Linked DNA regions of Mus musculus: region 1 is linked to region 2. The links are chromatin loops, found by intact Hi-C in ENCODE. Cell type or tissue: gastrocnemius. All regions are shown on one strand. Each heading gives the region's core, and the rest is flanking DNA. Links, peaks and the distances in the headings are about the cores only. Region 1 overlaps Susd1 (sushi domain containing 1). Region 2 overlaps Snx30 (sorting nexin family member 30).

Evidence for each region. A loop is a pair of places that touch in the nucleus more often than their neighbours do. Peaks named below come from ENCODE experiments on the same cell type or tissue, not always from the same donor. Only the 100,000 strongest peaks of a DNase experiment are listed, where the experiment ranks them.
Region 1: a loop joins it to region 2, with 4 times the contacts of the local background. A loop is called at or near these places in 3 of 42 quality-filtered maps.

What each region holds. Positions count from the first base shown.
Region 1 is chr4:59,353,857-59,369,433 of GRCm38, reverse strand. Susd1 (sushi domain containing 1) reads left to right here. Exons shown (of 17, transcript NM_001163288.2): 10 at 3,520-3,712. It also overlaps the pseudogene Gm12527. Among named protein-coding and RNA genes, the nearest start is that of Susd1, 77 kb to the left of the region's middle. In gastrocnemius, for the core only: a CTCF peak has its summit at 8,539 (motif pointing left); a DNase peak (open chromatin) is centred at 8,523; H3K4me3 peaks cover 293 bases.
Region 2 is chr4:59,864,890-59,880,466 of GRCm38, reverse strand. It overlaps Snx30 (sorting nexin family member 30), which reads right to left. Exons shown (of 9, transcript NM_172468.2): 3 at 12,119-12,229; 4 at 1,087-1,245. Among named protein-coding and RNA genes, the nearest start is that of Slc46a2, 42 kb to the left of the region's middle. In gastrocnemius, for the core only: a CTCF peak has its summit at 9,351 (motif pointing right); DNase peaks (open chromatin) are centred at 9,362 and 10,647; H3K4me3 peaks cover 814 bases; H3K27ac peaks cover 2,333 bases.

The DNA of each region.
Region 1 (15,577 bases), core at 4,711-12,710, 510 kb after region 2:
GCTTCTCTCTTGCTCTTAACCCCTGAATGAAATCTTATTAAATACATCTTTTTCATGACCTGTGACTCTGCTTCTCAGAGCATGCACCCATGCCCTGGGGTGTGTCCTAGCAGCAAGCCTATGTTAAAATATCTTTAGTAAACTCCCAGCTCGACAATATATGCAGGCTCTCTGCAATGGAAGATCCAGGATACGTAAAGACTCCTAATAGGGCGACTGTCTGCACTGTTGGCGACTGCTCTTTCTAGGAATGGGTGCGTGTTACACTGTTGCAGGGAGAAACTAAGTTGATGAAGGGTCTGTGAACTTGATGACTTCTATCGCTTTCTTGCCTACAGTTGCACACTTACATGTTAAGACATTTATCTTAGTTTGCCTTCAGATGCACATACTGGGTGTACATTTCCAAGAAGCTCATTTAGCTTTAGTTTCCTTCCCTACCCAAACTCAAATCAAAAGCAAATTTAAGAAGGAACCTGGATTTACTTTGGTGTCATTTTTCGTGCCTAGAAACTCAGGCTGAGGTGTGTGGCAGGTCCGGTGGGCAAGAGGAGGTGGCGGTAGCCCGAGCCCGAATGGAAGTAGATGCTGATGGAAATGGTGCTAAGATATTTGCATATGCCTTTGACAAAAACCGAGGAAAGGGCTCAGGCAGGCTTCTGCATGAGCTGCTGTGGGACTGGCACAGGGGAGGTGTGGCTCCCGGGTTTCAGGTGGTTTATCTCAATGCTGTGACTGTGGACAATCACTTGGACAACCTGCCGCTGGTACCATGGGGCTGGCGACCCAAAGCTGAAGAGACCTCCAGCAAAAAGCTTATACTGGCTTGCAATCCAGCAGCTTCCCACAGACCCTATAGAAGAACATTTCCCTGTCTTGAATGTGACCCAGTACTATAATGCCAATGGGGATGTGGTGGAAGAGGAAGAAAATTCCTGTACCTACTATGAATGTCATTCTCCTCCTTGTATGGTGATTGAAAAGCAGCTTTGAGAGTTCAACATCTGTGGGGGTTGCCCGGTGGCTTGATACTGTGGCTTTCAGTGCCAGCAGAAGGACCGGCCTGGCCACAAGAAGCACTGTCGGGAGAGGAAGTGTCCCTTCCAGCACAAGCTTGAGCCAGAACGATGATGATGACAGGCTGAAGAGCTGCCACTGCTGCAGGTTCAAAGTTTCCAGCTCGTCATGAGCACAGCGGAAGACAGACTGCCAGTTGAACCCGGAGGTGCCCAAGAAGCCAGCAGTGGATCCTGAGCAGCTGCCATGCGACGTCACAGCAACAAGCAGCCTGTGGGGACAGTGCCCCTCCAGTTTTCACCTCCAGCAGAGACAACAGGGAGGCTCCCTAGGACCTGTCTCATTATTTATATATTAATATGTTTGTAAACTCATGTACAGTTTTTTTGGAGGGGGGAGGGTTAGCAACTTCAAATAGAATTATTTGTTGTAGTCCTCAAAAAAAAAATAGGAGAGAGAGAGAGGGAGAGAGAGAGAGGAATTCAGGCCGAGTGTGATAAAGTGAAAATCAGTTATTTATTCCATAAATATTTAGCAAAAGAATATCATATATTATGACCCAAGAGTTTCAAGTCAAACAAATACCAATTTACAAATAAACAGCAACTGTAATGAGATACTATGAATTTTTACATTTGACAAAAATGTAAAAATAATGGGATGGGTGTGTGTGTGCGCGCGTGCATGCATGCATTTACTTCTAAGTATAATTTTTTAAATATTTACTTATGCTTTACCTTAATGTGCATGCTTTGTCTGCATGTTCGTATGTGCACCGTGTATGTGCCTTATGTTCATGGAGGCCAGGAGTAGAGTGTGGCGTTCCAGATGGTTGTGAGTCACTGTATCCATGCTGGGAATCGAACCCAGGTCCTCTTTAAGAGCCAGTGCTCTTAACTGCTGAGCCACCTCTCCACTTCTCCCCAACAAGGTGTAATTTTTAAGAAGCAAACCCCACATCAATCGTATCATAGAAAACGTGTAGGGATTAGCTGAAGTGGGGGTGAAGAGGGGAGGTGTGGGCAAAGAGGAGCAGGGAGGTAAGGAGGAAGTGAAAATCCTAATCAGGGCTGGACGGTGAGAAAGAGCCCTAGAAAAGAGACACATTCAAGGACCCAAATGGTTTATTCTATGATAGTACTGAAGGAGTTCTGTTAAAGCTAGCCAAACACTTGGTTAAGAAAACCAGTGATTCTTGGGGCTGGGAAGACCGTTCAGTTAGTAATGTACTTGCCACCCTAAGTGTGAGGCATTGAGTTTGGACCCCATCCCCACCTAAAGAGCCAGGTACCGTGCTGTGTGCCAAGTCAAGAGGATTCCTTTGGCTGCTGACTAGCCAGGCTAGCTGAATCTGTGAGCTCAGGGTTCAGTGAGAAGACATCCAGCCTCAGGCATCTATGCACACATACACACCCTAAAACGACTGAAGAGTTAAATGGAAAAAATAAACTGAACTTTTAATATGTTAAGGATCCATTTATGTAATACATGGGATATAGTTACGTCCACTGGAGAAAAGTGAGCACTCAAAAGCTGTCCGCATGTGAGAATATACACACTGTTCATATCACATGTGAATACATTATCCTTTATCAGCAAGTGGTCCAGGAGAGCAGGGTACCATGAGATCTTGTGCCCAGCTCCCCTGGTAATGCTTTCTAGACCCTGAAGCCTGACTGTGGCATTGGACAGCTGGAACCATGTGGAGGACATTCATAGCCTTGAGTGTAAGGGACTCAAGTTTTGCTGATCTCTCTCTGAGGGTGCCTAAACTATCCAAGAGAGTCAGAAGGCTTGGGTGAGAGTTGAACCTTATGAGCCAGTTAGTTATCCAGTCTTGGATGATCTGTGAGGATGGTTCGTTCAGTGATTGAAAGTAATGGTGGAGGGTGGAGAGCCAACGATGGGAGCTTCATTAAACTCAGTTTCACCAGATAAACTGTACTGGTTGATAACGTTTGATCATAGTACCCTGGGATCTGTCCTGCACTTCCCCTGTGACTCGCTTCCTCTGTGACTCACTGTTGCTTGAGCGGTGTGATTCAGATCGCAGTATGTGGGATGCCTCCACTCATCAGCTTTGACCAGCTCTGATGGGAAGGAAGACGCAAGAGAAACCACATCGCACTTTCAAAGCATGGCCTGGGATAGTTCTCATAATGCTAAGTACCCCGCACAGTGGGGCTTCTCTATGGAGTCCTCAGGATGAACAAAACCGAAAGAATTTTTGCCCAGTAGCTTCGGTGCAGTCTCTTTCATTTGAGTGGGCACAAGGGATTGCTCTAGAACCGCCTGCCGTCTTGTTATTCCCTGTCCGTCGTTGGTTATGCAATTCAATCTTAGTCCTACACCTGCCTGAGAGGAAAACTGGGTAGGACAGGTGCAGGAGCTTTGCTGTCTTTAAGGTAATCCTACAAAGATTAGCAGAAGGAGATTTCTTGACAGTCTAGGAATCTGGCAGCCAGCAGGAAGCTAACGCAGCACTCTCTTTCCGTCTGACAGGTGGAGGTTCTGGGTCAGAGGTGGTATCTAGAGAGCTCCTACCATGCTGCTCTCTTTAACTTCACAACAAGAGACCGAGCTCCAGAAGTGTGTTTAGATCTGTACCCCGCTACTGATTACACGATAAACATCACCCTTCTGAGACCCACTGAGCCGCGCTCCGCACAAATAACCATAACAACCTCAGTGACAGGTAGGCACGGATGCCTTTCCAGTTTGTTCCTGGGGATAACACATTAGGTACGAGGGTTCATCGGCACAATGAGGGGAGCACAGAGGATGGGGTCAAGAGCCCTGCGTTCTACTTCTAATAAACTGCCAGCTTTGTCTGGTATTCCTGATGCTTGAATCTTACCAATCAGTCCTTCTGTACAATGTTTTGACTTCTCGAGGAGATTCCAGAAAAGGAGACTACATAGAGATTCCAGGCAACTTTAGAGTGGGAATTCTGTAAGGCTTCTGTCTCTCGTTTCAAATTCAAAATGGCTCTCTATCTCCTTCCTTAATGTCTGTTTGACAAGTTGGCTCACTGTGCAGCTGTGTTTGTTCCTTTAGATTCATGAAGCCCCATATATTTCATTTATGCAATTTACATTGCATCCTTATGTTTTTGCATACTTGGGAAATTATATATTTTCAAACGCATGGTTCTTTCCCACAGCCTCAAGGGCTGTCCTGAAGGTCCCTGCATTTACCATTTTGCTGAGATGTTAGCCACACCTTCACCTCCTTAATTTGTGCTGTCTCTGAACATTGTGGAGGCATCAATGTTAACGGGGAGGACATTCCTCAAAGGAGGAACATCAAATATGTACATTATGCCCACAGCAGCCATTGACACTTGTGGAGGCCCACGCCTGCTGGCCCTGTCCCAGGGGCAGGAACTATGTTATTCTGTCCCTATCAAGGCCATGCTGGACCTGGCAATCTTCCAGAAGACAGAAATGTTATCTCTGCTGCACTGGGCACTGGCTGAATCCAGGGGGTTCACAGCTGGGCCATCCAGGAGCATGGCCCCATGTAAAGAATAAGCTGTTACTTCTGTTTCAGGATGAGATGAACTAGAGTGCGTTGGCCTTAGAGGAGGCATAAGGTCCCTTCCTCCCTCCCTCTCCTAACTGGAAGCTGGGGTCTGTCTGTCTCAGCTTCTGAGGGTTAGAAAAGTGACTGAGCCCAGGATCCAAAATGGGGAGAGCGGCAGCCCTATGTCCCAGATTGTTCATTGGCTGAGCCTTTGTGTCCAAGGTCTATGAGAGTGATTTGGACGGAGTCCAAGTTCCAGCCTATAGAAGAGGACAGAAATTTCTCCAGGATTTTTAAAACCCCTATTTTTGTGCTAGATCAGTGATTTGGCTTCCCCCTTCTGCATGATGGTATATTAAAAACTGTTTCATGCTCACCAGTCTCTTGGATTTTTTATTACTGTGTTTGCAGCAGTCTGACTCACAGTAGGGGTATAATGACGCCCCTTGGTGCTCCTTAGAAACGCCTCCTTTGTGGATTTTCCTGGAAGCCATATAGAGGCCAGCGATGTTAACTACACAGCTCCCAGCTAGTGCTAAGGAGCACGGGGTCTTTAGCGTTCCCTCTCTCCCTCCCTGCCTCCCACCCTTTCTCCTTTCTTCTTTTCCTTAGAGAACCCACTCACTCAGGACTTCACACAAACTGGGCAAGCATTCTCCCACTGGGCCACGATGCCAGGGTCCCTTCTACCATTTCTTCACTTCTCTGGGCTTAGCAGTGAAGTTTCAGGGTTTCCTCTCTGGAGGAGCTGCAAAATGAAGGGCCTGCTCCTCTCTGGTCAGGACCCCACCCCCTACCCCCTAACCCCCACCCCATTTCCTGTTCACTTTCGCTTCTAGCAGGCCAGTTTGGCAGGCAGTATGACTTTTGCACAGGAGACTGTAACGCTCAAGACATTAGTGCATTTCTGTCCATCTCACCAAGTGTGGGATGACCAGGAGAGGTATTAGGCACAGGTTCACGGGTTCCATCCCAGAAGTTCTGAGTCAGTATGCACAGGTGCTCACTCAGGGTCTACCCACCTGATTCTGCCAGTCCACTTGGGTAGTATTGTTTTAGCCACACACAACTTAGCTACTCCTGGCCAATTACAATGTCCATGCAGGCAGAGATATGAGAAGGGAGGGAGGAAGGAAGTTAGAGAGGAAAAAAAGGAGAGATAGCTAAAATAATTCTATAGTTCATATCCAAGATGCTAATGTGCTAAAACTTGATCTGATCGATACATTTTTCCTAATAATCAAATACCCACTTCCTCTATTCCTGCATTCTTGACTTAGAGACCCTGCATGCGCTGTATAACCTGTTCAGGCACTCTCTTCATCATATTAGGTTCCAGCCAGTGTATGCACTTTTTGTAGTGAGAAACCAAATCTTAATTTTCCTTGCCACGTGGGATTACACAGGATTAATAGGCAAAGTATTGTCTTTACTGTTGTGGGCAACTCCCAGAATGACCCTCAGCACAGATTAGAGTGTGGTCATTTTAGAGAAGATTTAAATACAATGGGGTTATCCAGCTGGTCTTAGGCTGAGCCGCAGACAGCAGTGGGCAGATAACCTATTACCTACTTCTTGGAGGCCGGGGCTACATGAAGTACCGCAGGCTGCAGAGATCAGCATACTGCAACGTGTTTGCTCAGTAACCCGTGACACACGAACTCTGTGCAACAGGAAATGTGACCCAAGGAATGGAGCTTCCTGTCCATCGGGTCTGGTATTTACTGTTCCTTGAGGCTGAATGAGCGGTGAATTGTCTTTGCTTTTGTGGACTATGGCAAGGAAGTGACCACCACCCTTCGCCCACTTTAGCAAGGGAAATGACCTTTGTGATGTTGAACACTGGGGGCTTGAATACAAATATCCGTATCATCCCAGGTATCTACATTAGGAAAGCAATTCACAGGGCTTAGTTATATCCTTAGAGTTCATTTATTTCAACATTGGAATTCTGCGATCTGTTTAGCAGACCTGTCAGAAAGGGAGGTGAGACATTGTGGGTAAGATTTTTACCACTTCAGTATTTTCACAAGTGTGTTCTGCCCTCGACATGACGTGGGGATTTCTGATTCCAGGGTGTCCCATCATTGGACAGCTCTTCACAGGAAGTTTGTAGGGCTGTTTTTATATATTGCCTCTGCACATGGGTTGAGTCTGAAGAGACACATTAGAAATGGCTGCTCTCTCTCTCTCTGTAGATCTGGCTTAAGCGAGTGACTTAAGTCACTCTTTTAGGTATGATTGCAGTAATACTGCTTCTTTCAACTTGAGATCTGGTGCATGCTTGAACCAGAGACTGTACCTGAGACCCAAGTCCCCAGGTGACTGGTCTTTGGCACTGGTGAGAAACATCGGCTTCTGATTGGTGGCTGCTGCTTAGCTCTCTAGTGGGAAGCTTCGACCCTGGAGAGCTGAGCCAGGAGAACAATGTGAATCTGCCCAGACAGTGATGGACCTCAATTTGTCTCTGAATAATGTAGTTGCATACCGATAGCCTGAAATCTTTCATGGTAACCAGATACTAAATTTATCCAAAGAAACATTTTCATACTATAACCAAAAACTCTCAACTTTGAACCTTTCACCTCCATAGTTTCTTTAAGTTAAGCTATTTGAAAAATATCTGGATATATCTAGGTAATAGAAATGACCTCACTGTTTATAGAGCAATTATAAAAATCATAGCTTTAATTCAACATGGTAGATTTTTTTTCTTCTTTGAGACAGGGTTTCTCTGTAGCCCTGGCTATCCTGGAACTCACTCTGTAGACCAGGCTGGCCTTGAACTCAGAAATCCGCCTGCCTCTGCCTTCGAAGTGCTGGGACTAAAGGCGTGCGCCACCACGCCCAGCTTGATTTTTTTTTTTAATCATTCTTTTTGGCAGTATCTGGATAACATCGATATCTTTCTTTAGGCTGCTTCTAATCAGGGACCAGAAGACCCCCTCCCATGGATGCTTAGGACCATGCTTATTTCTCTTAAGCAGGGTTAGGCATGTTTGTAGCACAAGCTTGATAAGAATTCAGGAACATTAAAGAAACAACAGCTGACATTCTTTCCAGGGAATGAAGCTATAGAAGTGTATTTCTAACCTTCTCATCTCACCAAGAAGTGCTTCCTTTAGCCCTCTGTCCTTTCTGTTTACTTCCTTGAGTGGGGCGTGCAGGGGCGGGGGGATGGGATGAGAATTCTTCTTTTATCCTTAAAATGTAATTGTATTTGGAGAAGTTTTGAGATTATTCTGAGTCAGCCTTCTTAGGTACCTAGAATATCCTTTTAATATTTATATTCAAGTGTGTTTTGATTTTTGTAATATTATCTTGAACTATACTTTTAAATATTATGTCTCCAACGTACCCCCTCTTGGTACACCCTGGTTATGCATATGTTGGACCGTTTGCCTATATTTCAGTTTTAACCTTTTGTGCTTTTGTTTTTTTATAGATCTCATTTTAGGATAGGCCTTTAATTCCAGCTCTTGGAGGCAGAGGCAGGCAGATGTCTGTGAGTTCGAGGCTAGCCTCTACATAGTGAGTTCCAGACCAGCCAGGACTATATAGTCAGACCCTGACTTGAAAAAAAAAAATCTCATTTTACTGTTACATTTTCTCTACTATTTTTATTAAATTTTATTCAAATCTATTCTTTCATAGACATCAAGAAATTCAGCCTTTATTTCTAACACCGGTTTGTCCTTCTCTTTCATTTTTTTTCTGAGTTCAGACACTTCTCTTTCAGTCCCTTTCTGCTTTATGCCCATTTCTGTTCTTAGTTAATTTTCTGACTGGAGATATTTTTCTTCCTATCCTCAAACGATTATTTATTGTGGTTTTTTTCCCCTCCCCTCATTTGTGGATTTCCAAAACGATAGTGTGCCTAAGCTGCAAGGTTTTGTTCATAGAACCTTGTTTTTGAGCGGACTCTGCGGTTGTCTATGGAGTCACGGCCCGCCGCGGTAGCTAACGAGATTCCCGGGTTCAGAGCGCCCTCTTCCGTCAAGGGGTGAAGTGCAGTTGCTGTAAAGAAGCATTTCTTTTCTGTTTTGTACTTGGTTGAGCATGAAATCTTCTGTTCTAGTTTAGGGTTTTCTGCTCCGTGGGATCTTGCACTAAGTTTCTTCCTGTCGACACTTACACTCCCAGGACACTCCCAAGTGTATGCGCTTCTTTCTTCTTTGCCTTTTCTTTGCCAGGAACAGTGACTTCCGCAGCTGCTCCCCAACGCCTTGATATGTCCTACCTATCTTTTCTCTGTAGCCAAGGCTGTGGTCACTCTGGTCTGTCCCCATGTTTTCACACTGAAAATGGCATTTCTCTCTCTCTCTCTCCCTCTCTCTCTCTCTCTCTCTCTCTCTGAAGGTCTCTAGCTCCCTGCCTGCTACACAGCTCTCTGCACAAACACTCATAGGAAGTTGAGAGAAAGTGGCTGGAATTTGATACTTTGTTTGTTTGTTCGTTTGTTTGTTTGTTTAATGGTGATTTTAAGATTGCTGTGTTCTCTCTGCTCTCCAGTTAGGATGATAGCTCTGTGTGTCTGTGTGTTCTGTGTGTGTGTGTGTGTGTGTGTGTGTGTGTGTGTGTGTGTGTGGTGTATGCACCTGTGTGTGGCAGGAAGCGTGTTTAGCCCGTGTACAGACCAGGTTGGTGTGGACGTCTTGATCACTGCTCTTCACCTTGTATTTTGAGACAGCGCACTGTTTTGGGTACCTGGGGCGGTCCAAAAGGATGAGAGCCAGTGTCAGTGAGCAGCCCGCCTTCAGAATCCACCTCCCAGTCCTGGCATTACAGATAAAAGCTACTGTTCCTGGCTTTTACCCAGGTTCTGGGGACGTGACCTCAGGGTGATGCTGGCCCAGTACACACTTCACTCATTGAGCCGTGTTCCCAGCCCAGCAACATTGTTCTCATGTTATTTTATTTGCTCCTCCATTTGACCTGAAGAATATTTTGGAGAATATGTAGAGAGATTCAGATTCGAGGGACCATGGTTTTCCTTGGATGGAGCAGAACTCTGATATCTGTGTTCTAAGTGCTGAGTTTCCGTCTCTGGGTCCTACTGGTTCAAATCTTTCCACCTGGACCCATCCCCCTTCTCTTCTGTACTTCATACATTACTTCCTTTTCTGTAAATTTTCTTCTTTTGGGATTCCCGTGGTTGATTTCAGGTGGTTTGGCAGCGTTCCCCTGGAACCAGTCTGTCTAAATTCAAATATGATGTGTGTGAATAAGTTACTTATCCTGTAGACAGACGCCTTAGTTATCTTAGCTGTGAATGCAGGACTGGTAATACTTACACCGTGCGTTTGTGATAGCACTGGAAGGGTTAATTCATGTGGAAAACCAGTCTGTGTGTGACACGCTCCGCTCCGTCTGTAAAATGCTAAGCATTACTTAATCTTACCTAATGACGTGTTATACCGCCTCTGTATTTTTGCTACACTTACATGGTGAATGACTCCTCCCCCTAAGTCAAATGTACGTTAAGAGCATGTAATTAATGTGTTTTGCTGTTGCAGTGATAAAACACTCTGGTAAAAAGCAACGTAAGGGAGAAAGGCTCTATTCTAGCTCCAGTAGAAGGGTGCCGTCCATTATTGTGGGGAAGTCAAGGCAGCAGAGGCTTGAAGCCGCTGTGAACATCACACCAACAGCCCGGCACAGAGGGGGACGACTGCACACGGAGGTCCTCAGGTCTCTGACTCCATTTTATGCAGTGCAGGCACCCCACCCGTGGAGTGGCCCCGTATGCAGTTAAGGTGGAGCTTGTCATATCAGTTGACCCAATCAAGACAGTTGCTTCCGGGCATGCCCAGTAGCTGGGTAATTCTCCCTCAGTGAGTCTCCAGGCCAGACCCTGTCCAGTCAACAATGAGTTCCCACCATCACTAAGTGGAAGCCACACCTATGGCACTTCGTTCCACTGGGGTACCATCAGTTGCTTGGCTTTCTCCTTACTGCTGATGGCTTAATTAAATGACCAGGACAGCTGTAATTGTCACCCTTCTCCTCATTGGGAGCACAAAGAAGTAAAAGAGCCCCACCTCACCCCAGGCTCCCCAGAGCTCTCGGTTCTTTGTGGGGTACTGCTGAGGGATGGAAAGAAATGCCTGATATTCCTCAGAGCCCCTCTCCCACAGTAAGAAGGAAAAGCCAGGTTCCAAAGAAGCCGAACTAAGAGCCAGATTTTTGTCTCCTGTGAGACATTCTTGCAGGTCTGGTTTTTCAGCTCCATTAGTCTAGATTAGATAGACCCAGTGGGTGGAGAAAGAGAGAATGGAGAGGTGGCCAGGGACCCGGAGACTTCAGGAGCTCATAAACAGCACTTCCAGTAGCAAAGATGATGGGGAATTTCCCTAGAATATTTTATTCTTCTTTCTTTTTTAATTTTATTTGTCCTTGCAATACTCTTATAGACATACTTTCTTCCCAGTTCATATATTTTTATCCCATTCTTTTTGAGAGGATAAAAATCCCATGGTTTAAAAGTGTCTGATTTACTAATTTGCATATAATTGAAAGAAATCAAAATTTCCCCCTTGAAAAATGCTATTAATATGCACGGTATAGTGTGTCTTACTGGATTTCGGATACTCATTTCCACATTTTGACATCTGTGAACCCTCGAGTTGCGTTACGGTCAGGTGTCTCTCCTGTGACCTTGTCTTTGCCCATGTATACCTCAGATTGGTCCTAACTGTCAGCGTCATCGGCTGCTTATACTGTCACTCAAAGGTCTCAGGCTTTATCCATGCTCCCCACAGTGGTTCTTGATGAAAGAGACGGTCCTTGTTGTCAAACTGTTTATTGATGGTTCATGGAGGAAAATGGGTGCATACCACCTCCTCAAGGTGGAGCAGAGATTAAATGCCTTTTACAGGAAGGAACGTCCAGGAAGGGAACTTTATTGGCTAAACCCTCAGGGCCTCTCAATACTGCATTAGCATGGAGAACTCTGTTTTGGGTGATGTGACCATTGGTCATGGCCCTTTGTGGTCGTGTGTTCTGGGCCAGGAATCCTGGTAGGGAGCAGGGAGATTCCTACTGTCCTTGTTGTGCCAGCGAAAGGTTAGTGATCCTCCAAAACACACACAGGACCCAATCTGAAGCAACTCACAGCAGGGTCTTTATTCTATTCAAACTAGCTTGTCCTCAACCTTAACACACAACCTTCACGCAGGACTGTTTTGGTGGTGGTGGTGGGGACCCCCAAATGTCTATGGGGCAAGGCTTTATAGTAAGCAGCAAGCAGGGAGTACGTGTGCAAGCATCTAATTGGAAAGCCGCTGTGGCCTTTAACATAATTGGCTGGTGCTGGGAGTCAGATCATAAACTTAACTTCTGCTCCCCTCTGCATTGGTGGTTGCTAGGCATGGGGTGGGCTTGGAACCTGGGTGCAGGTTTCTTGGGGGAGTAACCTGGAAACATTGGTCTTGTTGAGGATTGACCTAGAGACTGGGGCTAGGCTCAGGTTTTGTTGGGGAGCAACTTGGAAACTAGTGCTAGGTACCAGCCTGTTAGTTTACCTGAGTTCAAACTTAAGTCAGGTTCTCTAACATGGAATCTGAACTTAAAAGATTTGTCCTCTCATCCTCAGAGGGTGCTGGGGTCTCTGAACCCACTCAACCTTACCAAGTTTCCTGGTGTGGTACTGTGACTCACAGGAGAAGCTGGAAAATGTGGAGTGCAGTTTAAAGAAATACTGAGCTGAGGGTGTAGCTCCATCCTAGTGCTGGACAGAAGACCCTGGGTTCCATCCTTAGTAACACACAGAAGCTTCTATTCCTCATGGTGGAGAGGACATGGCAGAGCATCGTTCACTGTGATGGGAGCTTGTGGTGGCCGCTGAACTAGAGCAGAGAGCAGCTGGAAGGTAGGGCCAGGCTGTAGCTTACACAGCTGTGGCCTACTTCAGCCAGTCAGGTTTATGTCTGTCTGTCTAGTTTAGTTTTACTTTTGAGATGGGGTTTCTTTGTATAGCCTTGTCTGTCCTGGAAATCACTATATAGACCAGACTGGCCTCAGACTCAGGAATCTACCTGTCTCTCCCTCCCAAGTGCTGGGATCCAAGGTATGTACCACCATGCCCAGCCAGTCAGCTAGCCAGATTTAAGAGCCCCATAGCAATCCCCCTACATCAGCACCAGTCAGGAGTGAGTGTTCAGAGCATGAGCCCGTGGGAGTCAATTCAGACTCCTGCTCCAGGGGCCTCACTCTTCCCAGCACCACCCCTGTGTCTTGTCTTTCAGACTCCGGCACTGTGTCATTTGCCATGCAGAAAAGTTAACTTTCTAAAGGTTTGTTTTTTTTTTTTTTTTTTTTAGATTTTAGGGGCTGGAGGGATGTCTCAGTGCTTAAGAGGACCCCAGTTTGGTTTCCAGCACCGATATGGCAGCTCACAACCATCTGTAACTCCAGTCTCAGGAGATCCAAAATCCTCTTCTGACCTCCCTGGGCACCAAACACTTACATGGTACTCAAACACACATGCAGGCAAACATCATACACATAAAGTAAGAGTAATTCTAAAATTAGTTCTTCATTTTCTTAGTGTTTCTTTTCTACCTAGGATTATAGAACTATTCTTTTATATATTCTATAGTATATTTTTAAAATAAATCTTTTTCCTGTTGAAAACATTTTTTCCAGTTATATCAAGGTAGAAATCTAATATTGCTTATCTACTGATTTGAAGTGCCATTTTTTTCATCTATAAAGTCTCCTGAGAGCCCAGCAGTGGTGGTGCACGCCTTTAATCCCAGCACTTGGGAAGCAGAGGCAGGTGGATTTCTGAGTTCAAGGCCAGTCTGGTCTACAAAGTGAGTTCCAGGACAGCCAGGGCTATACAGAGAAACCCTGTCTCAAAAAAAAAAAAAAAACAAAAACAAAAAAAAAACAAAAAAACTTCTGAGTAGAAAGGCCTGTTTATTGATTCTTCCTTTTCCATTGGTCAGTTAGTTGATTCTTTTGCTAACAGTAAAATGCTTAGCTACTCCAGCATTCTGATTGTGTCTGATATCACTCCAGAGGGGTAAAACCTCCCACAAAACCACAAAGATAGGTTTTGAAAGGGGGGTGTCCCTTTTAAAGTATGAACCATTGAAAATCATAGTACAAGGATATATCTTTGGCTTAATATCAAAACCAATATCTTACAGAGGCCATGACAAAGAAAATTGAGAGATATTCCTATATTTTTGTTTAGGTTTTATTTGCAATTAGGTCTACATGTGTGGGTGTGTGCATGTGAGTGCAGTTCCCTCAGAGGCCAGAGGGGGCGTTGGAGTCCCCTGTAGTTGGAGTTACAGAGCTGCCTAACACTGGGGCTGTTACTTCCAGCCCCTTATAGTTTTATTGTATCTGTTCATGTTCCTTGTGGATTGATCCCTCTCCCCCAACCCCACCCCCACCCCCAACTGCCAGTTTGCTTTTTCTCATTAATCTTTCCAAAGAAATTTAGCAGTGGTTATTTCCTGTGTATCGAATGTGCCAAACTTGTTTCATCTGGTTCTACTTTGTCCTGTGGTTTCCTCAGTCTTCCCACTCATGACGTCTCTCTGTGCATTATTTTCTTTTATATCCTTTAACAACATTTTTTTAAGATTTATTTATTTTATGTATATGAATACACTGTTGCTGTCTTCAGACACACCAGAAGAGAGCATTGGATCCCATTAACACATGGTTGTGAGCCACCATGGGGTTGCTGGGAATTGAACTCGGGACCTCTGGAAGAGCAGTCAATGCTCTTAACTGCTGAGTCATATCAACATTTTTAAAACCTTGTTGTCTCCTCCTCCTCTTCTTCCTCCTCCTCCCCTTCCTCCTCTTCTTCCTTTTCCTCCTCCTCTTCCTCTTCCTGTTCCACTTCCTCCTTCTCCTCCCCACACCATGTTCTTTTCTTTGGTTTTTCAGGACAGTGTTTTTCTGTGTGTACCTCTTGCTGTCCTAGAATTCACTTTGTTTAGCAGGCTGGCCTTGAACTTAAAGTTCTGGGATTAAAGCCATGTGCCGTGCCAGCACATCGGCTGGTGTTTTGATATTTCTATTAGATTTTTCTTACTTGGCATTAGTTTCAATGCTATGTCCTTCCGTTGGGTTTTTTTGGTTTTGTATTTTGTCACTTGGATTAGTTTCCTGTTCCTGGTTTGATAAGTTACTGAAAACCTGGTGGCCTAAAACACCACAGTTGACTGTCACATAGCTGTGGAAGTCAGACACTTGAAATCCGTTTCACTGGGCTGCAGCCAGAGTGTGGACAGGCGCATGTGCCTTTAAGGGACAGAAGGGAGGCTCGGTTTCCTTACTCTTAGTCTTCGGGGTCCGATTAGCTTTGGTCCCACCTTCCGTTGGTTTACCCTGTCCTTACAGCATTATGCCAGGCACAGAGTCTCCCTGCACAGTCCACTCTGGCCTGCCACTCACTCTCCATCACCTCACTCAGTGCCAGGATGCCAGGTGCCTGCCCCCATGCCCCTCCTCCTCTCCTTCCTCCTATTCATCTTCCCCCTTCTGCTCGCCCTTTCTTCCTTTCTGCCTGGTGTGTATGTGTGTTTGTGTGTGCGTGTACATACCCATGCACGTGGAGGCCAGAGTCCCTCAATCCTTTCTGCCTTGTCTTTTAGACAGAGTCTCTCACTGAACCTGGAGCTCACTGATTCAGCTAGACAGACAGATGAATGGCAGAGATCTGCCCATCTCCTGCCCACGCCTACCTGGTGCTGTGGTCACAGATGGATTCACCTGGCTTTTTCATAGGTGCTGGGGATCCGAACAGAGGCTCCCAAGGTTTCACAGCAAGCTGAGCTTTCTCCACCCCACCTCTCACTCCCAATTTCACCTTTCTTAAACACTAATCCTATCAGCTGATTTCTAAAGATCCTTGTTATTCCACTGAGCCTAGCGGATAATCCAGGCTAATCTCTCTGGGTCAGTCATCCCACCAAGGCCTTGTTGGTCCAGCAGCCATCAGTCCCAGGATCTGGGATCTGACATCTGACATCTGTGGGGGTCCATCCATCTGATCTTGCTTTGCCTT
Region 2 (15,577 bases), core at 4,960-12,959:
ATGAATTTAAAGGAAGAAAAAAAAAAAAACAACAACCTCTGCTCAGGCTGACGTCATCAACCTAGATCAAACCTGGGGAGTCTGATGCCAGGTCATTCGTTATTGGCACATTTAAAACACAGTACAGTTTGGGAAAACGTTTCCAGGAAAGTCACTCCAATTCCAGGTGCACAATAAAGCTTAAGGCGTGACTACACAGACACTGTTTAAAAAGTCCGAGTGCCATGACGGTGGGTTCTGTCGTTAGAAGGCTTAGAATCTGCTGTGCTCTCTGACCAACCCAGCACAGAGGCCAGAAAGCACATGTGACAGCCCCCCTAAGAATGGGTTCTATTAACTGGGAACTAAAGATTAACAGTCTGGTGGGATAAACATTTTTGGGTGATTTGGGTGAGGTCTGTCTCTACAGCAAAAGGTGGGTGAGGTCTACCTCTACAGACAGAAAAAAAAAAAAAGTCACCAGATGGTTAACAATGTCCACTCCCAGTCTTCTGGCTGAAAAACAGCTAATTCCTCTTTTGAGGAGAGGACTCTTTGTGTTTAATATTCCTGGTTCCCTGGTACTCTGTGGGTGCAAGGACCTTTGTGCACACCTTGGTGTATAAGTATCTGGCATGTGGAGGTCAGAGATCAACCTTGTAGAACTGAATCTTTTCACATTTACATGGGCCCTGAAGAGAACACTTGGCTCCTTAGGTCTTTGTAGTGAATACCTGACCCACTGAACCATCTTGCCAGCCCTGAAGAACACTCTTACCAAACACTCGGAATGCTTTCTCTTTTGTGCCTATTGTTGGTAAGCCTGCCAACCTACTAACACTGCCAAGAAGTGTTTAATGGGCACTTCTGCTTTTGGTAAGTGAGAACATTGACTTTCATTGCTGCTGCAAAGGGGGGTGCAGCCTATTATCCTGCCAGATTCTAAAAGAAACTGTGCCAATGCAACGGGCACCAGGAAAGTAGAAGGCCTTTGTGATGTCCAGCTCAGGGGACCACAAGTGGAAGTGGCTCGTGGAAGAGCAAAGCAGTGTTCGAGGAGCCTGAGAACGAGCATTTAGAGGGACACACACAAAATCCTGCCTGTACCTTAGCAGTGAGGAACACATTGAAGTGTTCATTGAAAGAGAGCACGGGGTGATCTGTAATCCTTTTTAGGAATTTGTCCAGCGCTTTTCTTCTGGTCTCCACAAACTCTTCTGAGAAGCGATCCACAACACCCTTCACCACAAACTTCTCAGGAAGCGGCTAGAAGACAAGAGGACAACAGAGTCATCAAAACGTAATCACGAGGGAGCACGGGAGCATGGGAGTGTGGGAGCACGGGAGCATGGGAAGCTGACCAGGCCACCAAATCCCTCCTGCCAGTCTGTCCAAGAACAGAGTTGGGTGTCAAGGCAGGATCTCATATAGTCCAGGTTAGCTTTAAACTCGATATGTGCCTGAAGATGACCTTGAACTTCTGCCCTCACCCTCAGCCTGAGACTACATTTTAGTACCCGGTCACTTTATGCCGGGCACTTTACCAACTGAGCTACATTTCCAACCCACAAACAGTAGTTCTAATCTGTTAAATCTTTATGTTATCATCAAAGATTCTTGGGACCTGCAGCTGCAGCAAATCACAAGTGCCCTGTCAGCACAAAACACTATCACACAAGCCCCTGACAGACCGAGAAGCCAACACCTGTTCAGGAAATGCAGCTGCTCTGTCCACAGACGCAGAGAAGGTACAAAGAGAAAGGGGAAAGACAAAGTCTAGGAAAAGAGAGCAAAGGCCGGGCAGACACTGTAGTTGGGAAAGTACCTACAGTACAAGTACAGGGATCTGAGTTCAAGTCCCGGAACCCACGTTTTAAATGAAGGCCAGGCGTAGTGGTGCGTATCTGTGGCACAGTGCTGAGACCGCAGAGACAGGCAGCTCCTTGGGGCTCACTGGGCAGCCAGCCTTGCCTACTCCGTAAGCTACTGCCCTGTGAAAAACTATGTGTCCACCTACCCCCACCCCCACTCTTCCCCCAAAAAAGAAAGGAAAGGGGTAGAAAATGTCAGAGGAACACCACCCAGGGCAGTCCTCCATGCCCACACAGCCAGAGACACACGTACCTACACTAGCTACCCTACACACATACAGACACACAAAGATACACTAAAGAAGGGGGGCAGACAATATTGAGCGCAAAAAAATGTATTAAAATAGATTAAGATTTTGTTCCCAGTTCACAGGGTACAAGAACACAGTAAATAAAGAAATAAGGAAGTAGGCACACTCCCACAGCTGAAGACGGTGTTAATTTCCCTTTTAGGTTTGTAATCAAAATGTACTTTTCTTTGCTTCTCTCATTCAATCAAATTTCTCTATCATAAATCTGTGAGCAGATACTGTTGAACAATTTAAATTACCCGCTCACCCAGGGACCTTTGATCTTCAATTTATTTCCTTGGTAGCTTGCTCAAGCACGTAGTTAAAGGTGTCTTTTTTACTTCTCGACAGGGAAAAGTGACTACTATGTACAACCTAAAAATATTTGCATTCTGACAAAAATAAAATTAAATTCAAAAGTTTGGGAGGATATAGACAAGAGGAAAGCCTTACCTGCCTACACCGTAGGGAGGTGAACCAGTTGTTATAATGAAACCCAGTGGAGTTTCTGCAGTAAACTAAAAACTGCCTTCCCTTGATAGCAAAGTAACGTCTTTAATCCTAGCACTCCAGAGAGCAGAGGCAGGAAGATCTCCGAGTTCCAGGCCATCCAAGGCTGCACTGTAAGACTGTCTCAACAACAAAAACAACAAACAAAACCATCCCAAGATCCTGAAAATATCTCTTGTATTTTAAGAGTCTGCGACTCTTTCTCGACTGTGTAGCCAGAATTAACAACACACCTGAGTTCACTTATGTCTTGAGGGCTAGCCTACTATGCTCTATCTGTGTAGCCTGCCTTTAAGAGAACAATGTAATAGCCATCTCACTTGCCTTGGGCTTTTCATGTAATCAGCTTTTACAATCTAAACTAATGCATAGCTGCAATCTTAAATTACATACTAGTCCATGCCCCTGTCTCAGAACAATGCATGTGCATCATTTGCTGAATGCAGCAAGAACAGAGACTGAAAGCAATTATCTAAAATCTACCAAAAAGGTTGAGTGCAATATGCATGGATACTGATTGCTCAACAATGTTTCTAGAAGTGTTTAGAGTCTCCATCAGATGGAGCCAGTGATGTAATTCCTTGTAAAACTCTGTTGAAGATTTCTGTAAAGTACCCCATTCCTTCCCACGTGATGCTTTCTGTGCTGTTGAAGAAACACAGAATGAAGTCCTTTGTTTAAGCATAGCCACGCAGCTCATACAACTGACAGACTCAGAAGACACAGACACAGGGACATATTAACAAGACAGCTTTCAGGCAGGCACAGATTCACATCACACAAGAGAGGACAGAAGACTCGGGGAACATAGAGAATTCAAATCTGGACCATTCTTGGTTAAATCACACCAAGGGAACATTCTTTCCTTCATTCAATACCGATGCATTATTGGTGACTCAGAGATAGTCACTAATGTGTTTAATCCATGCATAAAAATCCATTTAAAAAAACTGAAAGCAGATCTGCTAAATAACCCTGTTATGCAGCAGGGTATCTGCTAGAAAGACTGTAAGCCAGTGCACCACACAGACGATTCCCAACGGCTAAGCTAGGGGTGGCAGGGAAGAAAGGACGAGGAAAACGTGCTGTGCACACATCGATTCTTCCTCAGCCACAGAAGTTATGTCATTACAGGCAACTGAGTGAATCAAGCCTGTCTCAGAAAAGCAACTATCACAGGTTTTCTCTTGTATGAAGCATCTAGATTTTCTACATACATAAGCAAAATCACATATGTGTAGACAACATGAATCTGTAAGAGAGTAAACAGTGCTGATGAGGGTGGAGTGGATTTGTTCAGGAGACCACATGTACCTGTAAGAAACATCCTATGTGCCAGACCTATGTCCACATGTACAATGATTAATACAATAAAAGAAACAATGTTTGAGTTTTTAAATGTTTAAAAATGCATTTTAAAAATGGACAAGTAGGGGTAGTGATGAAGCTCAGAGGTGGAGCAATGTTGGCAGCGTCCCCCCAGATCTACAAACAGCCAATGAGCACATGAAAAGATGCCCACCACAATTATTAGGGAAATGAATCCCAACCATAGTGAACTTGACACTGTGACACACACGTAGCCTCAACATTCAGACGATTACGGCAAGAAAAACTAAACATCATGCCAGGTTACAAAGCCAGGCTGAGCTACATAATAGGTCCCTAGCTCAAAAACAAACAAACAACCTCAAGTATCTATACAGATATATGTTGGAATCTACAAAAAAAAAATCCTACTTATAAATTGTTACAAGAGTCTATTGGAAACTTCGGGGTTTAATTTTGAAACACTGACATTGCACACAGTACTTGAGAGTTTGGGGTTTATGTTACATATGCTTTTAGCTTCTTAACCTGGTCTGAAATCTGAAATAAAAGCATATTCCCTATACATTACCATAGAGGAGCTTATTTCTATTTCTAAGTAGGAAATCCATATGCAACTGCTCAGTAATGCAATGTCCAACCTCTTCTTGTCTGAGTCTGAACTCTTGCCTGCACTCAACAAAAGCTTCCTGAACACACACACCAACACCCACACCTGAACACACACACCAACACCCACACCTGAACACACACACCAACACCCACACCTGAACACACACACCAACACTCTCACACCTGAACACACACACCAACACTCACACCTGAACACACACACCAACACTCACACCTGGGCCTGCTGAAACTTACCAACTCAAGGCAAAACCCTCTGCCAAATAAAAAGGCATCAAGATTAAAGCCATGCCATCAAGAAGAGTAACTGTCAACCCTAGTTTAATTCAAAGTACTTGCAAGTTCAATCGATATCTTACTATTAATGTCCCTACTGAGTAAGCTAAAAGTACCTCAAAAAAGGGGGGAGAGGCTAGAGAGTTCACTGGTCAAGAACATTCACTGCAGTTTCAAAGGGCAAGGATTTGGTTCCTAGCACCCACCACAAGTATCTTACAATTGCCTGTAACTCTAGCTCCAGGGGACCCAAATGCCTGCTTCTGGACTCCATGGCATCTGCATACCCATGGCAGATGGCACATACATGGGGATACACACATGAATAAAAACAAAATAAATATTTTATTTAAAATTGGGATTGGGTCAAAAATGAAGTCATTTTATCATTTCAAATTAGGGAAACAGTTGTTTTAATACAAACTCTTCTCGTTAAGTCCAGTGAGGGGAAAGCTGCATAGGAGATACATCCTTTGTCCTTCAGGAAAAGCAAACCTTCATTTTGCAAGTCAAACTGAACACCAAAGTGTTCGATAAATGAACGTAAAACATCTCATCTCCAGAGCCTGTGCGTGCCCGTCTAATTGTCCATGTGTCTGCTGTGCAATGAGCCAAGGAGCAAAGCAGCAGCGAGGCCAGTGAGCACATGTAGTGCGCACAGCAAAGGATGATGGCTGCCTGGGGTGGGGAGGGAGCTACTTAACTCATATACATTCAGTGCTATACATGATAAAGCCTCTCCAGTGTACAGCATTCTGTGCACTTAGGCCTATGCTATGAAAGAGCTCAGGCTGTAGCCCGGTGGAAGGTGGGAGACCCTAGGTTTGATCTCTAATACTGCCGAGGAAAAAAAAAGGTAAAACAGAACAAAAAGAAACATAATTTTAGTTCTCAGAGAATAAATACAAAGATTATATTTTTATAATTTGTTATGGGATATATCATGTTAAGTATTCATACGCACAAGGATACTTCGGAAGGGGATAGGTATGTCTTGACTGTGGTAACACACTCACGAAACTGTCCACATGTAAAATGTACATGTGTATTAATGTACATCAACTTAGAGAGAAACAACGTGGGGCAAAGCCTCTATTCCAGATTTTCTGACGCCACCATTACATGATAAAAAAGAGGAAACTGTCTCTACAAAGAGCAAACACTCCACACCACACACCTCCAGCTCCCAGCACATATGGTGACTTCTTTCTGCTTTTAGAATTCCAGAGGAGCAAAGCAATATAAAAGAAAGCAAAAACATTGCAAGACATCAGAGGGCTCTGTAGGTTTTGAAGCTGTAATTTCCCCTACAGACTCACAAGTTAAAGGCTTGGTCCCTAGGCCGTGGTGCTATTTGGGAAGGTGGCAGAAAGCTAGCTGGAGGAAGCAGGTTGCTGTCTATGTCGCTATCCCGGGTCCCTCCTTACTCTGCTCTGCTCCCTGGTGGCTCTGAGGCGAGCAGCTTCAGACACATGCCCCCAATGCTGGGATACTCTTACAGGCCTCAGGCTCAGAGCAATGGGTCCAACTAAAGGGCGGGGTTGGGAACTTTAAACCAAAACGCATTCTTCCTCCTTCTGAATGGTTTCTGCAGGCATTTGTCAGGGTTGAAGACTTTGACAGCCCATGTGATGTGCATTGTTTGGGATGTGGTTCAGTGGTGGGAGGAGCCCTGTTAACCCTCAGAACCACAAAAGGGGGTGGGAATGGGGCAGGCATGATACTTTAAGCAGGCCAGGATTTGTGAAGCCAAAGTAGAAAAGACTGAATTGAAAGTCAATCAATTTATAAATCATCTTGTGACTCCTCAGGAAAAAAAAAAGGGGGGGGGTCTAAGGAGCAAACTGTGTTTTTCCATCAGAACCCATAAAGAATGCCAAGTTTGCAGTCAGAGACTGGAAACAAAGCAGGTATATTATAGTCCATGGGGAGAAGCAAATCCCGCCTCTGGGTGCTTTCCCAGAGCCACTATTTAACTGGCTACAACTTCCTATGGCTTCACTCAAGTCCCACCCCTTCCTCCACAAGGACCTGGAATGGAACACAGGGACCTGCTCATGCTGGGAATCGTTCAACCAGAACTTTATCTCTCATTCTTTTCAAGAAATGGTTTTATCTCCACACTCCCCGCCTCAGCAGTCAAATCAGAAAGCACAGCCATCCTCACGTTTAACAACAGCTAATCTAAGATAGAGAGAAGTAAACTGACAGATGCCTCAAGACCACCGTCCCCTAGGTTTCACAACCAATTTGAATAGATTCTAAAGTTCCTTTATTTACTTACTTACTTACACGCACACAGAGTTAATTTTTAAAGGGGCAAAGAGGGGACTAAATAGATGGCACAGGTTTGCTTCCTAGTACCCATGTCTGGTGACTCACAACCACCTGTAACTCCAGCTCCAGTGACAAGGGACATCCACACCTCTGGCTTCCAAGGACACTGGCACTCACATACCCACAAACATATACATAACTAAAATAAATCTCTAAGAAATTAAATGGAACAGACATTTCTCTAAGAAGACATGCAAATATCCACCAAGAACATCAAAGGATGTTCTCAGTTGTCAGGCAAATGCAAATTTAAAAAAAAAATCACATTATGATATCACCTCACACCCACTAGGACAGCTATAATTAAAGACAGATAATAATCATTGTTTGTGAAGATGTAGAGAAACCAGAACTCACACACCATGTGAGGGGATGTCAAAAGGCTGGCAGTACCTCGAATGATTACATGCAGAATAACATATAATTTAGTAATTATACTCCTAGGTCTGCATCCATATAAATAATACTTGGCCACAGGAAGACTTATACACAAATGTCTGTAACAGTATTATGCCTAAGAGCCAAAGGAGAAAACAAACAAAATTCCATTTGAGGGTGGGCAGACAAAATGTGGTATGCTCACACACAGACTATCACCTTACGGTAAGAAGGAAGTCCTAGCCAGTGCTCCACTGTGAGTGACCCTTGGAACATGCTGAATGTAAGAAAGAAGACGACACCTGAGAGACAGAGGTGAGGCCACCAGGCTCCAGAGAGGACAGTGACAGCGAGGACTTTGAGGTTTCCCTCTGGGGTGCTAAAAGGTCCTGACACTGATTTGTTGGTTGTTCTACAAATCTGAATACACTAAAGCTTTGAAACGTACATTTCAAATGACTGGGCTGTGCAGATGTGGCTTCCGTGGGACTTTTTAAAAAGGAGGGATCATGGGGCCAGAGAGAAGGCTCGGTGGCTAAGAGTGCATTCAGCTCTTGCTGAGGGCCCAGACTGAGTTTCCAGCACCCACATGGGGCAGCTCACAGTCACCTATGTAGAATTCTGTCCCCAAGGAATATGGCTCCCCTTTCTGACCTCCATGGGCACACACATATGTACATAAAAGTAAAAATAAGGTCTTAGACAGGTGGTGATGGCGCATGCCTTTAATCCCAGCACTCAGGAGGCAGAGGCAGGTAAATCTCTGAGTTAGAGGCCAGAGAAAGTTCAGGATGGCCAGGACTACACAGAGAAACCTTGTATCAAAATAAAACAAAACAAAACAAAACAAAACAGAACTCAGTGATGAAGAGCACTTGTGCCTTCAGAGGACATGGGTTTGATTCCAGCATCCGTGTGCTGATTCACAACCATCTGTAACTGCAGTTCCTAGAGATCTATTCTTGTGAGCTCCTTGGACACCAAGCACACATATGGTACACATGCATATATGCAGGCAAAACACGCATAAAATAAGTCTAATAAAGAATTTAAAAATAAATTCTCTGTTAAAGGAGACAACAAAACCTAAACAATAATTATGCCGCACACTTACCTAGTTCTCCATTTTTGTTAAGGTTTAGTTCAGATTTCTTTAAAAAATATATTTTTATGTGTATGGGGGTTCTACCTACATGTATGTCTATGTTTCCTATGTGTGCCCAGTGACTGTGGATACCAGAGGATGCCGGATCCCTGGAACTGGAGTTATACTCAGCTGTGAGCCACCATGCACATGTTGAGAACCTGGGTCCTCTGCAAGAAGAGCAAGTGCTCTTAACCTCTGCGCTGATGAGACAGCCGCCTCTGTTTACAGGCGACACTCAGTTCTCAGGCAGAGGTCCCTTGTCTATCTTAAAATTCTTCACCCTATCTACGTTCCTACCAAGATTAGCTACCGGGTCTAGTGAGGACGCAGCTGCTGCTTAGATACTGAGAGGTGACTTCTAACAGTTTCTGTAGGATGATGTGTTCATTCCTCATTTGACTTCTCTATTTAAACAGAAATACTTCCCTGAATTAAATCTCTCTACTTCAGCTAAGGGTCAAGGTCTTGTGAAGAAACTTAAGTCTCTGCCTGCTTCTAAAGCACTTCCCTGCCCACCACACTGCCCAGCCACTGGAGACTACAGAAGACTATCTGGATCCTCCAGAGACACATACACTGCCTCGTGGGAGCTACAGACTGGTGGCACTACATTTTACCAGCAGGTGTCACTCTCGAGCTTTTGAGTCTCAAGTGCCAAACCAGAAAGAAAAGAAACAGAACAGCCAAGAGGGGAGCAGGGCTTGGGCAACAGTTTCCCTGCAAAGAGCAAAGAGAGAACAGAAACCCCTAAGTCATGTGACCTGGATTAACAGTTTACTGCGGTGGCTTTCTACTCCTAAACACCTTACTCCATCTTCATGGTCTAACCAAGAAAACCTTGAGACAAATGTCCACTGAACCTTGCTAGCAAACCCCAAAACTGTCAAAGGTTGTCAAAGACCAGGAAAACTTGAGAAACTGTTACAAGCAAAAACTGCCAAAGGGGTTATGTATGACCGATGTCCTGGTAGGGAGCCTGGAATGAAACACATCAGGCAAAATACTCACCTCGGAATAAAGTACCGAGTAAACAAAGCTTATCAAATGATGACGCCAGCTAGCCCATTAACTGGGACAAGCATTTCACATCTGTGCAGAATGTTAGCCATGAATGCAACTGGGTACTGAGTATGGGAAACCCTGTTCTCCTATTTTTACAATAACCCGAAAACTCTTCTGAAATAAAAAGCATATGTTTAAAAAAAATTACCACTAGCTGCCAATTTGGCCAAGTAGGATTCTATTTTAAGGTCTTGTTCCGACTGCTTTAAAATGGCTGCTTCTTTTTCAGGCACGTTCTTAAGTGACTGGAGGGCAGAAAAGTAAAGAAGCAGACTCAAAAGACCAGACAGGACTTAGGGTGGCAAAAGAGAAGTCTGGGGACAGCGGATTCCTGCGGGCCCCATTGCCTCCAGCCCTGTCCTGGCCACAGGGATCACCTTACCTCAAAACCCTACAAACATCCAGTATTCACTGCACACATAGCCATGGTGGGTGACAGAGGTGAGAAGGTGAAGATACGACTGGGAACTGGGCAGCCCCTGGGGTTAGTCAATCAAGGTCTTGTCAAAGGATAAATTGGCCTTTGAATAGTCATACGCTCTAAACTTTCCTAAAGTCTCCAAAGACAAGTAATAATTATCTTAACTTAAAGGCCTTGGAAAACTACCCAATGTATATTGATTATTAGGTCTTTAAAATTTTAGTTATCACCCATTTTAGAAGGGGGGGGCAGGGAGTTGTACGGGGTGGGTCCATTCACGTTGCTTCAGTACAGAGGAGTGAGTGGTTTTCTTGCTTGAGTTTTAAATAAAAAACTGTGGTTGTGAAGGGATGGTGTGCCAGATTCCTGTCCCCATTGGCCACAATCTGAAGCGTCGGCTTTGCCTTCTTGGTAGGCAGCCAAACCTCAAGAAGAATGTCTGCCAAGTGGGAAAAGCAGTTTTGGTCGGTGAGACTCACTTCCAAGCATCAATCTTTTTGCTTTTTGTTGTTGTTTGTTTTTCCAGACACTGTCTCGTACAGTAGCAGAGACTTGATGGAACTCATTATGTAGCCCAAGATGACCTTGAACTCACAGTAATACTCCTGCCTCTACCTCCTCAGTGCCAGAATTATAGATGTAAACCAGAATGCCCAGCTACCAAACTTCAGTCTTTTAAAGAGGTGGGGTATTGGGATATTTCCCTTTTCAAAAAAAATAAAGACAGACAGACAGAGACAGACAGAGACAGACAGTAATAATACAAGTGAAAATCAGAGCCAGGCACCATAGCTGTACACAGGGCTGAGGCAGGAGGATTGCCACAGGCTTGACGCTAACTTGGGTTAGATAGTGAGTTCTGGGCCAGCTTGAGAAATAAGATAATATCTTGTACTGGGAAAAAGAAACTTGAGCAGGGTGGTGTAATCCTGTAGTCCTAAATACTGAAGGAGCTAACGCTGCCTCCAAGTTCAAAGCTCTCCTAGGCTACAAAATGAGCTCAAGGCCAGCTTGAGTAGCTTAGTAAAACTCTGCCTCAAAGAGTAGGGGTCCAACTCGGTATAGAGCATATGAAGAGCAAGTATGAGTGCCCTGGTTTAACCCTCAGTACCACATAAGAGAGAGACAGACAGAGACAGAGGACAGATGGAGAGACAGAGACAGGGAGCGGGGAGATGGCTCAGGTAGTAAAAGATCTAACTGAAAAGCTCCATAGGCCAAGTTCAGTCTCTGGAACCCATGTGAGAAACTGTGTGCAGTGGTGCACATCTGCAACCCCAGCACTCCTGCAACTGAGATGGGAGGCAGAGGCAGGAGACTCACCACACGCACGCACCAGCAGCCGGGACTACAGGGAGCAGCAGAAATAAGAGAAACCATGCAACCAGGTGGAAAGCAAGAGCCAACTCCTGAAGTTGCACTCTGACTTCAAATGTGTGTTATGACATGCATGTGTGTGCAGAAACACACACAGACATATACACATGCACAAACATACACACACACATACATAAATAGTGTTTTGTATTTTTTTTCTTTTTTAAAGAAAGGAGGATGGGGGGATGGTATGGGGGACTTTTGGGATAGCATTGGAAATGTAATTGAGGAAAATACGTAATAAAAAATATTAAAAATTTTAAAAAAAAAGAAAGAAAGGAGGATGGGAGGAAAGAAAAAAGTAAAAATCCAGCCCACCTTACCTAGCAGGCTGGCAGTGCAGAGTAGAAGCTGAGAGTGTGAGACACTTCACCTCTATCTTGCATGCACTCTTGGTGAGTGCATTCAGTATAAAATGCTGAGTGAGCCCATCACTGCTAAGAACTGAGCACTACCCGTGTGGGTCTAACTCGGGAAAAGATAGAACAAGCAGCAGTGACTTACTACCTACGGGAATGAGATGAGTGGGCTGCGACTCTTCCAGTTTGTTCCTCAGCCAGTCGAAATCCTGGTATCGCCGACGAACAGAATATTCTGGCAAGTCAAACTCCACCCGTGTGCTCTGCAAGTAAGAAGAGAGAGGGGAGTGCACATGTGAGGAGGAGTGTTTTCTGGCCAGGGGAAGGAGACACACACTTTCAGAAATCAAATAAGGCGAAGACACCCCTCCTTCCGCCCATGCACAGCTGAATGGCAGTTTACCAGCAGGCTGCACAGTCAAGGAGCTAGGATGGAGCCTGACACAGTGGTGCTCGCCTTTAGTCCCAGTACTCAGGGGGCAGAGGCTGACAGATCTCTGAGTTCAAGGCCAGCCTGGTCTAAAAGGCAATTTCCAAGATAGCCAGGGCCACACAGAGAAACCCTTTGTCTTAAAAACCAATCGATCCATCCACCCATCAATAGGAGCTAGGAAACATAAGACCTTTGGTTTGGCTTGGGTTTTTGGGTTTTTGGGTTTTTTGCTTTTTTTTCTTTTTTTTTTTTTTTTGAGGGGGATGTTTTTTCCTGCCCTCAGGAAATGAAACTCAGTTATTCTTCAGAATTGTCTAGAACATTTGATTAATTTCCTCCAGCTTAACTCTGAAAGGGTTGTAGGTTTTTTTCCCTCCTGAATAATGTAATTTCACATACTGCTGAACCAACACAAATCGGCGAGGAGGAATGGTGTTTCCCTGTTGCACATGCTGACAAGCTTTGCTGAAGGGACCAGTCAAGCAGAGACCACAGAACACTGCTCCCTCGGCACACAGTCTAAGGCACTCAAGGCAGATGTGAAGGAAAGCTGCGAGTTCAACGATAGCCTGGCTAGCCTACATAGGGAGTCCCAGGCCAGGAAGGCTACATAGTCAGACAAAAACAAAAACAAAGGGAAAAGAAAAAGGGAAGGAAGGGAGGGAGGGAGGGAGGGAGGGAGGGAGGGAGGGAGGGAGGGAGGAAGGAAGGAAGGAAGGAAGGAAGGAAGGAAGGAAGGAAGGAAGGAAGGAAGGAAGGAAGGAAGACATTTTGCTTCAACTACCATATTCTGCCAGAACAATGACCTTGATAGCATACTACATGTTAGATCTAGATGAGGCAATATCTAGAAAAAAGATAACAAAACACCATTGTGTGTGGAAAATGTTAATGCTCTACCCTAATGCTAATTTTTTAAAGTTCTCTGAAATATAATAATGCCACTTTAATAATAAACCAACGTTAAATAAAATTAATTTACCCCAAAATATGATTTTTACTTATGGACTGCTATCTCTTCTTGGATACACCATTCATCCCTGGGAGGATACCAGCAATTGCTGATCTCAAATATGAGCTAAAGTACAAAACAAAAACAATCTAAGCCACATTTCACAAGTTTATTCTTTCAAGCCCAAAGTCTGTTTTAATCTGAGGTGTCCAAAAAATCTTTAAAATACCTAAGGAAGAGTCACCCACTGACCAAGACTGTGGACAGCCTAGGCTCTGAGGTTAGGATGTCGTTCACCACAAAGCTGTGCGCTTGGTCTGAGCAGAACCGGAAGGGGAACGCTGACCCTCAAGGATTGCACCAGCTCCCCATCCAGTCCCTCAAGTCATAAGTACCTAGGAAACACAGAGCCGCCCTGAGCCCCAACATTAGAAGCATTGAGTGGGATACTTTCAAGACCCCTCCCAACACCCAGAGACTCCAGAAGAGGACTGGTCTGCAGTGAGAAAGGAAAGCAACCTGGTTTCACTGTGAATGGGTAAAGGGCCTCTCCCTCCACCTTCCTAAATATTCCATGATCAAATCAATCGTGTTTCTCATGTTCACCAAATCAATTCCATAAACTACCATTTATGTAACATGTCTACTCCGTGAAATAGATCAGTATGTGGTAACTACAAAAGGCAGGGCAGACGCTGTGCTTTGCTACGCACATTTCTATACGTGGCGATCCAGCTCCACCCTCTGCCTGTCCCGGTTGTATTTGTTTACTTGTTTGTTTCTTTGTTTTAGGTTTTCAAGACAGGGTTTCTCTGTGTAGTCCTGGCTGTCCTGGAACTCAATCTGTAGACCAGACTGGCCTCGAACTCACAGAGATCCTCCTGCCTCTGCCTCCCTAGTACTGGGATTACAGGTGTGCACCACCACTGCCCGGCATATTTGATTATTTTAAAACTTCAAGAAAAATAATGACTGAAAAATATAAAAATGTATACAGTCCCTCTAAATAGGAAATAAATTAATATTTAAGTTTATAAACTTCCACTTTTTCTACACATATTCATTCAGTTTCTGTAGCACATTAAGACACCTGGAACACCTTTGTGCCCAGATCATTACAATCACTTAACACATGCATAATATTCAACTAAGAGGTTATAACATGATTAAACCAAACCGCTATTTAAATGGTTTCTAATCTTTTAATCAATAAACAATGTTAGAGTAAACATCAGCAGGCTTCTATCCATTAGTCCCACTAAAATAATTTCCTAAGGATAAAATTGCTGGATTAAAAAAAAATACTTTTTTTTTTTTTTTTTGAGACAGGGTTTCATTGTGTAGGCCTGACTGGCTGGCCTGGGACTTCTCACTTTATAGACCAGCCTGGCCTGGAACTTGAGATTCACCTGCCTCCCAAATGTTGTGATTAAAGGTGCTCACCCTGGTGCTCACCAAGACAGGATCTCTTGGTGCTGAGCACTGCTTGTTCCAACTTCTGGGGATCCTCTTGCCTCAAACTCCATCTCATAGTAGGAGCACTGGGACTGCAGATGCGCTACCATGTCCAGTTTTACGTGAGGTCCAGGACTCAAATTCTGATCCTTACCATGTATGGCAAACTTTATCCACTGAGTCATATACAGTGTATGGGTGTTCTGCTGCATGTATGTCTGTGCATATTTCTTTACTAGATCCCTAAAGAGGACAGAAAATGGCATCAGATCTTTTGGAACTGGAATTGGAGGTGGTTATAAGTTGCCATGTGGTGTAGGAATTGAACCCAGGTCTCTAGAAAAGCAGTCAGTGCTTTTAACCACTGAGCCATCTCTCCGGCCCCATCAATACTCCATTAGGGACCACAGGACAGGAGATATTTATCTGATACCGCAGGGTAAATATAATCATGAAACAGAAAGGCTCATTCTTTTTAGACTCAAAATTTACTTTATTACCACAGCTCGTTCTATGAAAATCATACTGACACATAGAATCAAATGACATAAATTAATAGGTGGGAAAGATGCAAGGAAAACAAGAACGGGGATTCTAGCAAAGAAGAGCCAAGAGCGAAGCCAGCACTGCACGCTTGCAACACAACTCCGCTGCAGAGTCAGCCACGAGCACTGCTGACTTCATGGAGCGGAGTCAAGTATTCATAAAGCGTGCTGCTCAACAAGCCCCAGGGATGAGTACTGCCAGCTTTCCTCTGTGAAACTCAGTACA